2 separate regions of the Mus musculus genome follow, and region 2 is linked to region 1. Evidence: chromatin loops called from intact Hi-C (ENCODE). Cell type or tissue: gastrocnemius. All regions are shown on one strand.

Evidence for each region. Peaks named below come from ENCODE experiments on the same cell type or tissue, not always from the same donor. Only the 100,000 strongest peaks of a DNase experiment are listed, where the experiment ranks them.
Region 2: it touches region 1 in a loop (5-fold over the local background); 2 of 42 quality-filtered maps call a loop at or near these places.

Annotation. Positions count from the first base shown.
Region 1 is chr14:23,049,785-23,057,784 of GRCm38, forward strand. Lrmda (leucine rich melanocyte differentiation associated) reads left to right here. Exons shown (of 7, transcript NM_028275.1): 7 at 6,171-6,304. The coding sequence ends at 6,250. All of the region lies in intron 2 of Gm10248 (predicted gene 10248), which reads right to left. Among named protein-coding and RNA genes, the nearest start is that of Gm10248, 41 kb to the right of the region's middle. In gastrocnemius, no CTCF peak of the experiment used is centred here; DNase peaks (open chromatin) are centred at 3,315, 3,555 and 6,547; H3K27ac peaks cover 1,025 bases.
Region 2 is chr14:22,991,599-22,999,598 of GRCm38, forward strand. The region is part of intron 6 of Lrmda (leucine rich melanocyte differentiation associated); the gene reads left to right. Among named protein-coding and RNA genes, the nearest start is that of Gm30783, 63 kb to the left of the region's middle. In gastrocnemius, no CTCF peak of the experiment used is centred here; no DNase peak of the experiment used is centred here.

The DNA of each region.
Region 1 (8,000 bases):
GTTTGAAATGTAAGAAGGTCATATCAGAGGTTTAAGATAAAAGGGTACAGGGCTGGTGAGATGGCTCAGTGGGTAAGAGTACCCGACTGCTCTTGCAAAGGTACGGAGTTCAAATCCCAGCAACCACATGGTGGCTCACAACCATCTGTAACAAGATCTGATGCCCTCTTCTAGTGTGTCTGAAGACAGCTACAGTGTACTTACATATAATAAATAAATAAATCTTTAAAAAAAAAAGATAAAAGGGTACAGAACCAAAATTTCCAAATTTGAAAGGATCTGTTTAAAATGTTTATGCAGAGGTATATGTTCATGTATGTGTATGAATATGTATGTGTAAATTCTTAAATGTATTTAGCAGATTGCCATTGCCTAACCTCATCTGTACCACACCCTGTTAGGACTGGGTATTGGAAGTGGAGGAGGAAGGATATAGATTTACATAGTATCCCATGGTTATCTTGTTCTAGAAACTTCCACATTGGCCCAGAGGGACTCTACTGCTACATTTTCTTTCTCAGTTACTGGGCTTCTCTTCCTCTTCAGGACATGCCATCATTTTCTGCTAAGGCCGAATGACTCTGCCTCCAACTTTTCTTTTGAGAGATTAGAGATCTCGGTTCTGCCATCTTTGCCACTGTTTAGTAAGCTTCATGTGGTCAGATAGATCATTGTTAGATCATAGCCTCCTTGTCAGCATGGCATTAAACTCATGTTCATGACAAGAACATTTAACATGGTGATTACCACAAGTATCAAGAAGGTTAAGACTTAATTTTTCCATTTTACAAATTAGTGGTTTGATCTGCATCAGAAGCACACTCAGACGCGCTGATGGGGTAGTTAGGCTCTCTAGATGCGGAATTATGTCAAAGCTAGTGAGATGCAGGACTGTTGGTGGTCAGCACTCCCAGCCAGGAGTATGAACTCTGAGCTGCTGACACATCAGTAGGCATGCTTTCCACGGAGAGTTCAGACTCACACACAGTCCTATGATTGGTGCTATATTATTGGGATATGAGTACATGTATTTTAAGACCTAACAGTATAATTGGTCACATTGACCATACCTCTGCCATAGGAAATAAGGACCCAATGCCCCCACTTCATAAAAATAATATTTTAAAATACCATGTTGCATATTTCACAATTCAAAAGGACCTACCATGGTTATCTTTGTGTTCATCTACAGGTGGGGAAGACAGGGAGGGTAAGGGGCCAATGTACATAGCCAAAAGACATGAGGGACAGATGATAGGAATGAGAAGCCAGGATGGAATCTGTACTGGACTTGGAGAGAGGTATGTCAGGACCCCCTTTTCTGGATAGCAAGGATCACTGTGCCCCGCCCCCACCTCAGCTATGTCTCCAGAATGGTCCCTGTCACTGCAGTGGGCATCTAAGAGAAGTGTCCAATGCCCACCCACTAGGCAGTGCAAGCCTGCACAATCGGAATACTCAGTGCGGAGGGTGGGAACATTGAAAAGATAAAGGACCTCTTTAAAACCGATTTTTCCCCCACACATTATTTTTTTTTCATAATTATAGCTTTAAGAGCTTATGGTGATGGGAAAAACTGGCTACTTAAGAAAAAATAGGAGTTTCATCTGGCAGGAGAGGATTCCCCAGGGGACAGCACACTGTCGTTTTTCAGAGCCCCCCAAAGAAACCCCCGCACCGACATCTGCACATTGGCCTGATGTATGGCCAGGCTGCCTCACTAAGGCCAAAGCCTTGTGTTTTAATTAAAAACACTCTGCATGCCACTAAATATGTTGCCTCCCTCCGTTTCTGCAACCATAGAGTCTGAGGAGATACAAACAGAATCTGTTGCAGATGTGTCAGAGGCTATGGCCTACTGACTCACCACCACATCCCAAATTCCAGCCTCAGAGAACCTCCCTGGGAAAATCAAAGTGCAAACAAATGGCTGCTACTGCAGCGTTTCACAGCCTCGGACATTCGGGCAGTTATTCTAGTTGAGGAAGACAGAAATGGGGACAGGAGCTACTCATACGATCAAAACTGACTTCATAAATGACTTCCTTAATAAATAAAAGTCCTCTGGCCACACATGGGTATGTACCCTTCTTAATGTCTTGGTTTTTTTGTTTGTTTGTTTTGTGTTTTTAAGCTACAAAAGTCAAATATTTTGAGTCGTAACCTCCCTACTGTGGGCTCCCACAAAGAATGTGTGAGGGGCAAGGCTAGCTTAATTTAATCATCTGGATGTCTCTAGCCTGAGCACCCTCATCCACAGACTAGCAAGAGCCAGCTAGGTTTTATTTGGGGTTGCCAGGCCACCCCTAATATGGAGACGAAGTGTGGAGTAGAGACTGAAGAAAAGGCCATCCAGAGACTGCCCATCTGGGGATCCATTCCATATACAGTCACCAAACCTAGTCACTATTGTGGATGCCAAGAAGTGCTTTCTGAAAGGAGCCTGATAGAGCTGTCTCCTGAGAGGCTCTGCCAGATCCTGACAAGTACAGAGGTAGATGCTCACAGCCAACCATTGGACTGAGCATGGGGTCCCCAATGGAGGAGTTAGAGAAAGAACTGAAGGAGCTGAAGGGATTTGCAACCCCACAGAAAGAACAATATCAACCAACCAGACACCCCAGAGCTCCCAGGATCTAAACCACCAACCAAAGAGTATACATGGAGGAACCCATAGCTCCAGTTGCATATGTAGCTGAGGATGACCTTGTCAACCATCAATGGGAAGAGAGACCCTTGGTCCTGTGAAGGTTCAATGCCTGAGTGTAGGGGAATGCAAGGACAGGCAGGTAGGAGTGGGTGGGTGGGTGGGATAGGATAGGTGGTTTCTGAGGGGGTGGGGACCAGGAAAGGGGATACCATTTGAAATGTAAATAAAGAAAATATTCAATTGTAAAAAAAGGGAAAAAAAGAGTTTAATGACACATTAGCCCTCTGATCACCTTAAGTCACCCAGCTATCAAAGGAGAAGTGTCATCCCTTGGGCAACCCAGGGTGAGATTGATTTAGGTTATCTGTAGGCCCTGATCGCACAGCTCCTACAGACCAAGGCTGCCAGGAGCTTCACGGGCATGGCAAGTTTTGGAATGATGTATAGAAGAAACATGCTGGTACTTCAGGAACAGAAGAAAAAAACTTGCATGTTAGGAAGTGATGTCAGCCTGCGTTAGAGTCCCAGACAGTGCTCGAGTGTCCTTGGCATAATATGGCGCTGGTATCTCTGTCAGCATCTCTGTTTTCTGTCACCATGCACAATCCTGGGCCTGTCTCCAGTCCTGACAGTGTCTTTTCAGATCAGGTTAGTGCCAGCCCAGAGACCAAGTCAGCTTCCCAGCACACAGCCCCTTTGTTTGAAGTCTGCCCTTTTGTCATTAATGCACTCAATGTCTATTTAAATCTGACAGTGAGTGCAGTATCTGTTTTCCCATCAAGAGATCATTGACAATATTAATAACTCACGTCCTTGCCTCATTTTCCAAGCGCTGACACCTAGCCGCGGTCTCCTGCATTCATCAAACAGCCCTTTCTCGCCAGGATGTCTATAAACAGACTTGCTTCCAGGCCCAAAGAAATAGGGCAGGCCTTAAAAAGGACTTTTATCAGTGCCAACCAGAGATGTGTGAGCATGGCTCAGAGTGCAGCCCGGGCCCATGTTCCAGGAACACTGCTTTCCATCTGTTTGCATCTAGAATGGAAATTCAGCATGGAAAGGGATAGAAAGAAAAGACAGAGAGTGCCCAGATGTGTGGACAAGTTTATGGAAAGAAGTGCAACCACGGCAGACAATGGTGTGTGTACACATGACTGCCTGTCAAGAGTTTGCTTGGGAGAAGGACTGACTGTTCTTTATGATATCTGACAAACCCTATCCCTGTCTTTTTAAAAATGCATGCTGTCTTGGTACTATAGAAAAAAAATTAACATCCTTTGTACGGTCCCTCCAGATCTTTTGAGGGTTTGCTCAAATCAGCCAGGTTCAAGACAGTCTTTTGTGGGGTTTCCCATGCATCTGAGACATATGCAGCCAAGCCAGTAAGGGAGGTAGAATGTGACCAGCCCAGCCCTTAGACCACCAGGGTTCTGGCATTGATGAGGCTGTTAGCACAACTCTAGGCACTATAAAATACAGTAAAGGGAGCAGCTTTGTGCTAATAGCTGAGAGAATGGGTCACAAGGAAGGTCTGAGTAAGGTTTCACACAAGCTCAATATTTCCAGGCACTAGACCAATACCAAAAACCAGAAACGGGGGCCTAGGGACGTGGAGGGGCAGGAAAGCCAAGTCAAGTAGCAAGAGTAACCCACAATAAAGCTGTCTATGGCAACACAGCAAGAGAAAGAGCCAGGTCCCAAATGCTGTCATCTTGTCCCTCTTCCAACTCAGAGAGCTCCTGGGACCCGGATAACCTTCAAGTTTGCCTCTGACTATCCAAAGCAGGGCAGATCTACACTACCCCTAGAAGTTTCTATACACTATTTTAATCCTTATTTAAGAACAAAGTTTAGGGAGCGTAGAGGCAGATTGTGCAAGCATGAGGGCCTGAGTTTGATTCCCAGTGCCCTAGATGTGTACATCTGTATTTTCAAAGATGGGGCTGGGCAGGAGGAGCCTGGGGGCTTGGTAGCCAGCCAGTTTAGCATACTCCATGTACTCCAGGCCAATAAGAAACAATTATAAGAAAAGGAAGACAGTTAACTGATATCAACCTGTGGCCTCCATAGACACATACATGTACACACACCCAATACACATGCACCCAGACCCATCCCCCAACATACACATAACTAATACACATGCGCACACGCACTTGTGCGTGCACGCACACACACACACACACACACACACACACACAAAGTGTAAAAGTTTGTAATACTAACATGTCATGTGGAGAACATGGCTGATCCCAGATCAATAAAGAATGGTGAGTGTTGCCATCACACTGCCAAACTGACAAAATAAATAATCATGTGCAAAAGGGGTGATTGTCACAGGCAGGTGTATGGCTCATGGACTTGTTTTTTTATGGCTATTTCCTTTCTTTGTCTCTCATGCACTGCAGAGATTTAAGTCCCATTGTGCAAGAGAATTTTAAGATAATTCTTCTAAAACTGGAAAGAAAAAAAGATGGTAAAAAGGCCAACAGAAGTTATAAATATTTTCTTGGGAGAACTATTTTTTTTCTAATAATCATAAAGAGTTTTCACTAGAGACAGTGTTTTCTGAATGTTTGTTCTGTAGCGATGAGCATCAAATCTAGACACTTCCACATTCTAGGCAAGTCACCTCCTTAGCTCTTGATTTTTTTTAAAATCAGAGTCTCACTATGAAGCCAAGGTTAGACTCACCCTCCTACTCTACCCCAAATACTAGGGTTACAGGCATGCACCTCCAGGCACAGAACTGTTGTTGTGGGTATTTGTGATATGTAAGGATGAGTTGGTTATAGCAGTTATAGCATCTGTGCCTCTCTTAATGCTGTGTTTTACAGTGAAGTATCCCACAACCACCACAAAGGACAGGAACGTTTCATAAGTAGCCAGAAGTTATAGAAGAAGTCAAGTTGAAGATGTAAAGCAAGTGCTTTTTAACATGAGAAATGAGTTGCCTCAGCCTCAGTGAGGTGCCTAGCAGTGGGAAGGTCTAAAGGTAGTGGCACTTACTGTCTATATGGTCTTCAATCAGCACAGCCTCTCTTCTTTAATCACCCAGTGTGGGCTTGAAGCCCCCCAGGATTTGGAAAATTCTCTCTGGAAGTCAACAATATTGATTTCCAATAAAGGACTTCAAGATAGTCACATTCTACAAAGATTATCCTGTGGACTTCACTTGGGCTGGGTTCATCTGCTTTAAACGTACATTTTTATTCTTAGTCCTAAACTAGGAAAATCTGGGGAGAGAGGGGTCATGCTATATTTTGGGAACAATTTGTCAAATTAGAAAAGTTCTAATTATGTAAGGAAATCACACATAAAGCTGTTATTTCTTGAACTCTGTACTTGGTAGTCACATTTCATTGCAAGGTCACCTCTAAGGACAAGAAGGTACGGTCTTTGTCATCTTAATCTACCTCCCATCAGATTAGCAATCCTGATGCATGCCTGTTTAATAACATCTGATTTTCTGAACTATATGAATTGTGCCACCAGTAATGATTTTCCTTTCTGTTTACAGGCGTCCTCGGGAAAGGTCGCTATTTTTACTATGGAAGAAATTCAGAGGGTAACAGGTTTATCCGAGATGATCAGCTCTGAAGCTAAACTCTGCACGCCTTAGCCTGTTTCATGACAATAAAGTGGAAAAGCAAGAAAAATCACAGTCTGCCTTGTGTCTCTCTAAGCACGCAATAACTTCTGCTTTTCAGTACCTTGTGCCTACTTTGCCAGGCCTGTCACGATCATCCACCTCCCTTAGACTGAGTGGTCACAGAGAGATTGACATGATTGCCCTTAAGCAGGTCTCATCCACCAGGGTGACAGACAGCAGCGGCACAGCACTGGGGCTGACAGCCAGAACACCATGACAGATTGCCTGGTCTCTCCATTGCTCACAGGGGAACAGGGGTCACACCTGGGGCCTCCTCAGGCTTGCTCACTGGCTGTGGTATAGTGATAGAGGCTCTCCTGGGCTTGCCTTCTAAGTCAAGTCCACAGATATCACTGTGCCTTGGGCTTATTTTCAGTGGAGTAGCCAACAGTACAGAAGAAGGGCACATACTCTTTATTCTTTCAGTCTGCATAGTAGGCATTATATCAGGTAATCCATAAACATTGTCTTTTATCATTGGCAATGTGTTTCCATCCATAATCCTTCAAAGGACACAACTTCTCAGGCAAGTCATGTATTGATATGTAGCTTCATAGCACAATTCCTGAATTTCCCCAAATCCCTGACTACAAAAGCATTTTGTTGTTGTTGTTGTTGTTGTTGTTGTTGTTGTTGTTGTTGTTGTTGTTCAAAATCCACTTGTCCTGAAGAAGACCCAGGGTTAGGCATCTTTCCTGTCAAAGGTTTAGCAACACCAGAGATTCTCCTTTGGCTTTTACCATATAGGTTCAGCAATGCCTATGGCCATATTTACCCTAAAAGGACAGGCTGCCAAGTCCTTTGGATTCTATGTAAATGTAGTGAGATGAAAGATGGGGTGATGGGCCAGGAGATTAGAAAACAAATGGGAGATTGTAGAAACTATCTAGCAGACCAAACAGGTTTGATAAAACAAACACCTTTAAGGTTTTCTGTTTCTCTCAGAAGACCCATGGCTAATGAGACATGAATAGATCTTTCTTTATCTTTGGTCATTTGCTGGCACTGACAGGAAAGCAAGCACAACCATGTTAGCCAGAGGGCTGCCATTTTGTCTACAACTGTCCCAGTCAAGCCACTCTAGAAGGCATCTGAAAGTCTTCTTGCACTTGACATACTGTCAAGGTATGCTTCAATAGTATACTGTGTGTTCATTTCCCTGGGTGTCCTAGCTAAGATAGCAGATCCTCCAAGAATCCCTCCAAGTTATAGACAGCAAGAGAGTTGCTAATGGAGAGTCAGTTATTGGGTCCTCAGACTCTCTGAGCTGCTGGAGAAGGACCGTCTTTCTCAGATCTAGTCTGTTTACATAGCTTCTGCCATACTGAGTGAGCCGGGTCTTGGAATAACTCATATTCAGGCTGACAGGAGTCCTGCATGGAGATTTCACAACCTCCATTCATCAGATGTTGGGAGCAGCTAATGCTAAAGTCCCCGAGACCATTAATAACTAAAGATTATACAACCCACTCATAACCCCGGTTGAGTACCTTCTCCTGTTTGATCTATACAACAGCACTGAGAGCTAATGGTTTGCATTCACATCATCAGGTCCCACCTTGCCTCTTTGTTTAGAGGCATTAGAACCTTCGGTCCATTGCATATTATGAGAAGCAAGGCTCTGTGCAAGGGCAGTGAGACTAGTCTGATGTCACAGCCAATCTAACAGCACATATATCCCTGTCTTCATAAAAGGCT
Region 2 (8,000 bases), 58 kb before region 1:
TTCCTCTGGTTTCCAGATGGCGAACATAGAATGTAAGCATAGGAAATAAGCACACGTGCATGTGCACACACATAAACACACACACACACACACACACACACACACACACACACTCTCTCTCTCTCTCTCTCTCTATCTCTCTGTTTCTGTCTCTGTCTCTCTCTCACACACAAACACACCAAAACAAACAAACAAACAAAACAGGGTACATCTGACTCCCCTTCTCTTTCTGTCCTCTTTCATAATCATTAGAAGATGTCATATTATGTATCTTGCTTCAAGATTGTAGTTATATATATGAAAGAAGTACTATGAAGTGTGCTTATTCCCTCTTGCTTGGAGCCAGTAGTGTCCCTTGGAACACTGTGTACAGATGATGGTTCTTACAGTGTCCTCTGTAGAGCCCTGGTTTTCTTTTCTGCCGTATTGTAATGGTTAAAATTCCTAGCAGCGGTAGAGTGGATGCCCTTGTTATGTACCTGATCTTGGGCAAGTTTTAAAGTATATATATATTCTGAGCTGTATAATCAATATTCAAGCAACTCATTCCTTCTTGAACAAACTTTAATATTTTGTATTTTTAAGACTTTATTTTCTCTATTTCACCTAGTTTTTAAAATTCCTAACAGAATTTCCATAGCATTCCTTTATTATCCTTTACATTTCCATAAGGTCTGTAGTGATGTCACTGCTTTTCTTCCTGATCTTGGTAATGTACTTCTTCTCTCTTTCTTCTGAAAGGCGTCTGAACAGAAACACGCAGACTTCTTCTTCTTCTTGACTAAAACACATTGTACTTTCAAAGATATTTTCCCTTCTCAACTTTACTAATTCTTTTCTTTATTCTTGTTTCATTGCTGCATACTTATTATATTTAATATTCGCTTCTCTTTAAAGGTTTTAAACATGAAAACTAAGTAATTGATTTGGTATATTTCTTCTCCTGATAGACTTTCATAAGTTTTGTTCTAATGCTGTAGAGTGCATCTTTAAAATTTAGATTTTAAGTTTTAGTTTTAGTTTTATGTTTTAGATTTTTAGTTTTAATTTTTAATAAGTTTAAAATATTCATTTATTTACCTTTTTACTATGTCTATGTTTAATATTTCATTTCTAAATATTTTTAAATTTCATCATTCTTTTGGTATTAAATTACAGTGTAATTTCATTTTGACTAGAAACTGTATTTTGTCTTAGTATTCTTTAATGATTTTGTTCATAGAGCAATCTTTTTCATTGTAATGAGATGCAAATGGAATTTTAATTTTAGTATCAATTATAAGAACTTTTTTTTCTAGTTCAAGTTCATAAGGATTTTTGTCTTTCTGAGGCTTTTGGAGTTTTATACTTTTATATTTATGTCTATGATCCATTTATGTACTAAAATTTGTAGAATATGGAGTTTGAAGCTTGTTTTTTTCCTTTATTGTTTTCCCGTTTGGACTGTTAGGTGATCCTGTGGCCCAAACACCAGGGCTCTTCTTCCTCTACCGAATCCTTTATAATTGTGGAATTTTCCCTGAATGCTCTCTATTGTTCTATTGGAAATTACTTTGATTAAAAAAACCTTAAGATTGAAAGTTATTTTTCCTCATTAATTCTTTATTTCTCTTATATATAAATCCCCAAATAACTTTGTCTATAAGTAAACGTTTTGATATGTCTGCGCATGTGAATGTGTGGGTATGCTCACCAGTGCAGGGACATGTGGAGGTCAGAATATGACCTCCATTAATTTCCTCTGTGGCTGTCTACTGTAGCGGGTAGTTTTGGCTACACAGCTTTAAGTTCTTGGTAAGTCACAGGCACACTCCCACCCAGGAGCTATCTCGGATCCACAGATGAAACACACACACACACACACACACACACACACACACACACACACACACGAGCCATTTTTAAACTGCCTTATTATCTCTGTGGCTGGGCTCTTCTAAGCTGTGGCTAGCGTGCCCTTACCTTACTCCTAGCTCAACATCTCTAAATATCACCACTTAGTTGCCAATTTACTTTTATTCCTAGCTCAACATCTCTAAATCTGCCCTTAGCTTAGTTGCCTAGTTACCTTCCATGAAGCCTATTGGTTTTGCTGCTCAAGACACTTTCAGGCTGCCCTTCAGTGGGCCATTTTCCTATTCCTCCTACATTTTGGTAGATCTCCCCTGCAGCTGAGTCTGTGGCTTGTTGCTGCTGTTGTTGTTTTGTAGGTTCCTTTCAGAAAACTCATAGACTTGCCACACAATAAGTCCTAGTTATTCTGCTGAACTCTCCATAGCTTTCTAGAACATTTTGGTGCAGCTTTAATTTTATGTAGTCTTTTCTATAATACTCATCAACTCAAAGAGATTCTGGGCTCCCGAGCAGTGCACTGGGCCCAGCCTGGGTGCCGCTGCATTCATATCCCCACGCTTAAAGTACCATGTCCTCTAACACCCTGGGTCGGGTGTCTGTAAACTTTTCATGTATTTTGTCCACTGTTTGAATCATCTCATGTGGGATGAGAATAAATGTGAGTCCTACTATACTGTCTTGATTGGAATTGAAAATATCATAAAAATCTGTTTTGACTCAGTGACTTTCTGAACCTTAACTGTTCCATCCCAAACACAAACTCTACTATGTACTTGGAAGAACAAGGCATAGAAGACAAGCCGCCATCATTGCAAGGAACTCAGAAGAACTTTGACAAATCCCCTGGCTCTCATGCTTATTTATTGCTCTTGATATCTAAATATTTGTCAGACCCAGATGCATCTGCATATGGGAAAGAAGCCATTTTTTTCAAGTACCTGAATGTATTATGTTACATCTGGAAGTGAGAGCATACTGAAACGGGGAAGGCAGAGAGAGTAGAAAGGCTTTGATATTGTAATAGTGTCTTCTCATGCTGTCCTAAAACGACATCTATACTACTGTTGAATTAGATGCCAGTGTTGGGGTGCTGTGTGGGTTTCTGGTTACATAACAAATTTGTTATGAACAAATTAATATGAGACTTACTGTTTTGAAAGAAAATAAATAAACATTTAATGAGAATTATGTTGGTGGCCTTAAAATGTCTTTTCTATCACCTGCCTCCTTGATACCCTCTTTATCAGGAAATGCCCGTTCATGGCCCTTGTTTGTTTCTTTGTTTGTTACTTTTAGAATATCACTTACTTTTCTTCCTATATGTTTCTCAAATTTTTTAAAGCAATAGGACTGAAGCAGTTCTGGCTCACAGTGTGAGTTTTCCCCATCCACTTAGGACTAGAAGACCAGTATTCATGACACACTGAATACTGTGTCATGACCTGCCTTCATATTGCAAAATATGGAGGAGAGGAAGTTGATCTCCAACTTATGCCATTGTTTCCATGTGAGCACCTTCAAAACTGATGTGAAAAATTCTTTCCTTCTTAACTTAATTCCTGTCTCCCTGTATCACGTTTTCTAATATACACACACTGCAGATCCCAGGGTAGCACCGCTGACCCCATCGAGGTGGCAATAGGAGGTGCTAATCTGTATTATTGTCTTTTTACCTTGTCTGTATTTTGTAGAAGAGACAAACAAACCAACATACTTTCATCTTGAACTGGCCCCACATAGGATGTCTATTCTTGGACGTAAGTTTCCATGCTTTCTTAATGAAAACCATGCAGGGAAGTAGAGGCAGCTCTCAGGCTGACACCGCATTTGAGTTAAAATCTGGCATCTTGACATCATTGACAAGTCTGACAGCTGGAGCAGCAATCACCTCATCACATCTCAGCCGTGGCTCTCCTGGGTTTTGGCATCCCTCCTGCCTAAATTTTTATCAGATGAGCACTTTTGCTTGGCAAGTCTTTTAAATACCTTCAACTTGTTTTATCTCTGCACTGTAGCCCTTTGGCCTTCATGTCATTTCTCACGTGTATGACTAGAGGGCATTCAGAACAAATTATTTAAGAATGCAGTTTCAGAGAGCCACCTTTCCCCCTTCTCCCATTTCCTTCCTCTCCCAAAACACCCCAGTTTTTCTCCCGGGGGGACCTGCATGGGCATTTATGCATTTCCTAGAATCTGCTTAAAGGTCTTGTAAGTCAGAACCACTGTTGTGAACTTGGGGTGTGACTCCCCAGGAATAACTCGGCCTGGGCTCAGCCTTCAGCACTGTTTTCTTTGGCTTTGCTTCATTCACAATAATCAAGGCCATGGGGTTGCAACCAGCATCAGCAAACGTCAAAGGCGGCTCATAAATTCCAGTCAAATACAGTGTTCAGGGGCTCCTTACATGAGTGGCAGCTCTAGGTCCTCTGAGACTCTGCTGTGATCTCAGCAATGGTGGGGTTTCTTCAACTTCAGCCTTCAGTTCAGCTGAAAAATTAAACGTGCCGACAGAGTAGACCTCAAGAGTCAAGTGACAGAACACAAGCCAGGTTCAGGTGCCACCTGTGGTAAGACTCCCCTGCCTGGCACATGGAGCCTTTTAGAGTTTGCTTTCAGTTGTCCTCTGCTTTTGTCAGCTGGCCAAGGATTTACCCCTCCACACCTGTAAAACTTCTTCATGTGCTCAAGGTTGAAGAAAGATGTATGTTAGTAACGTAAATCTTTGCAAAGTAAAATTAATAATAACACTGGTTACAATACTTTCTTAAATAGAAGGATAAAACAACAGCAACAACAAGAACAACAATCCTGTAAGAGTTTTAATGGGGAAATAAGTGGATATCTTTTTCTTCCTGGGTCAGAGTTTATCCTTGTTTAATTAATTAATTAATTAATTAATTTGTTGCTGTTGTTGTTTTCTTCATCAGAACCTGTAGCAAAAAATGGCCCTCTTCTAACTCTTGGCCTTTCTTCGGTTAGGGATTAGGGAGACTGGTTCTCCAGTGAGTAGAAAAATAGTGAGCTATTAACTAAGTTGTTCCCTACACGCAGCCAATTGGATGGCTCTGAAATAGTTGTTGAAAGGCTGTGTGCTCCAATGGGGAGAGTAAGAAGCAGCATTAGCATATGCATGGAGCATCATGTCCTCATCTTTCTCACAGATGACTGGAAGATGCCATTAACAGCCCACCAAGCATCACTCTTCCATTTCTCTTTGTAGAAAAAGGTTTGTTGAGAAGTAACTTTTGTCCAAGTAAATTCACTCATTGAGAGTGAAACAGCTCAGTAGCAGACAGAATGTTTAACAGAGCTGTAAAAGTGTCAGGATTTTCTCATCTTTGAACATTTTTAACACCACAGCCCATAAGAAAGCCCATTTCCATGAGCCTCTCCATGTACCTCAATCCCCAGTGTATCAACTGCTCACATCTTCATTGTCTGTTTTAAATAGCTCACATAAATGGCAGCATTCAATGTGGTCTCAGATGACTGGCATCTTTTACTCAGTGCGACATTCTCAACATCCATCCATGTTACAGTGTATGAATGACTGTCCCATTTATTCTTAGAGATGAGCAGTCCACTGCATGGATATGATGCCTCTTATACATTCATCCATCACTAGACAGAGCCGTTACGTTTCTGCATGTTTTTCTAAGTGCCGAACACTCTACTTTTGTTTTAGACATTTCAGTTTGAATTAATCTAAAAGTGCTGATATATGAGAACAAAGCAATCTAGTATGTCTTCCTCCCAGATTCCCTAGATATCAACATCTTGTTCAAACACACATCAAACTTGATACAGTAATATTATTTCATTTAAGATCCTGAATTTTCTCCCTTTATCACACTAATATTAAGAAGAATATTATATCTGCTATGTACAACCTAATGTGTTGAACTGAACTGCCCCATCTCCTTTATCATATTTTTCATCTGCAATGGTTCCATATTCTTTCTTTGTCATATTTCAGAATGGTGATCAGTTATTTCATGGGCTATCTCCCAGTTTGAACTTTAGTGTTGTTTCTTCATTAGCAGATTAGAAGATTGTGGTGGTGGCAATGATAGTATGTTGTTTACCAGACGTAGTCTATCAGGAATTGTGTGGCATCCATTTGTCTAATCACTAGGGATACTAACATGTCTAAGGTTTCTGAGAAGTTGCTATTTCTGCTTTAGATATAAAAAGATGTAGGGGTTAGCTATTGGATGGGTCACAGGGCCCCCAATGGAGGAGCTAGAGAAAGTACCCAAGGAGCTAAAGGGATCTGCAATCCTATAGGTGGAACAACAATATGAACTAACCAGTACTCCCCAGAGCTAGTGTCTCTAGCTGCATATGTGTCAGAAGATGGCCTAGTCAGCCATCGGTGGAAAGAGAGGCCCATTGGTCTTGCAAACTTTATATGCCTCAATACAGGGGAACGCCAGGGCCAAGAAGTGGGAATGCGGGGGAGTAGAGTGGGGGGGAGGGTATGGGGGACTTTTGGGGTAGCATTGGAAATGTAAATGAAGAAATACCTAATTAAAATAAAAACTCATTAAAAATTGAAAACAAACAAACAAACAAAAGAATATATAAATATCTTATCTTACACATCCCTTTTTGCCAGTTTTAGAATAAACTGTAAAGATTGCTACAGTGGTGCCTGCTCCATGGCGAGCACTTCCATCATCCATCCCACCTTTACTTAAAAATTTACTGTCAAAAACATTTCATGGCTTTTCCTACTGAATTAAGTCCTTGTTTATGTACTATTCTGATTTTAGCTGATGAGTTGAGATTCTGTCCATCCTTCTTTATTCAGTGAATCGACATATTTGTCCCATGGGAGGCCCATCCCTTTGGCTTCACCTTGTCATACTATTTCATGCATCTATTGTTATTACAGCAGCATTCATTATTTTCTTTTCTAGACGTATCTAATACTTTTCTTACTGTGGGTTGGAGGCAGCCATTTCTCCAGAGAAACTTGATAAATTTGATTGGAGAAAAATACAAACCATGATGTGGACACTCTTCCTAACACTAGTGGCAATTTATTTCCTCCCTGTGGGTTAGGTATAACTAAGTTTTCCTTTTGAATGAGGAGCTGAGGTTTCTAATGTCTCATGTCTCATGGCTCACAATGTCACTACTTTTTTTTTCCTGTTTGTTTGTTTTTGTTTTTTCTCCCTGTTTGTTTGATCCTTGATATCTTAACCCACTATATACACATACTCAATTTCTACTCTGGGAAACAAACAACTATTCAAAGCCTTGTAATCATCTTAGCTTTTCTCTCAATGTCCATCTGTTTACTCTTGGGTTGTGATGGGTACGTAGAAGAGCCCCCAGCATTTGCCCATCCCTGGCAGGCACTGGGAGACTTTGGTAGGACTGCTGCAAGGAAAGATGGGGGAGGGGAAGTGTGACTGACAATGGACAGCACTGCTTATTATATACAGGCAAGATTTCACATGCCTTCATCCCTGGGATGGCCCCATTTAGCCTTGTGGTAGGTACCTACCTTGTGGTAGATGTACCTACTACCCATGTCACTGCTAGTACAAGGCCAACAATGAGTAAGCTACAATAAGTCATAGTTAAAGTACAGATGAATTAGAATGGGGATCGCTCATCCTGGATTATCTCAAGCCCGCTCCTGACTCATGCCTGCACTGGTAAGCAGAGATGAAAGGGAAAGCTCTAAGCTCAGATCAGACTCAGCATGTACCAAGCAGGCTGCAAAAATAGCTCAAGGCCCACATCTCTTGATATTTACAGGACTTAGATGCATGTCCACGGCATGTATTTCTTTCTCATAGTTGAAGTAGATCTCAACTCACCAACTAAAACCAGAATTTAAGAGACCGCAGTATTATAAAGAAGAACTCAAATTAATAGGAGAACACATACACTTTCCTTTCTTATCATTTAACAGAAAGCCATCATGACTAGAGTCCTTTGGCTGCTACCTAATCAGGGAAACAGCTAATCTTACCTGTTGACTGAAACAAAATAGTAGAAGACCACATACTTGGAGTCTGGAAAGTTCATGTGCTAGCCTTAGGACTGCTGTGAACATGCCCTGTGGGTAGCAGTATTAGTTATTTTTCTTGTTTGGCAGCAAACTATCTACCAAGAGCAATTTAAGGAAG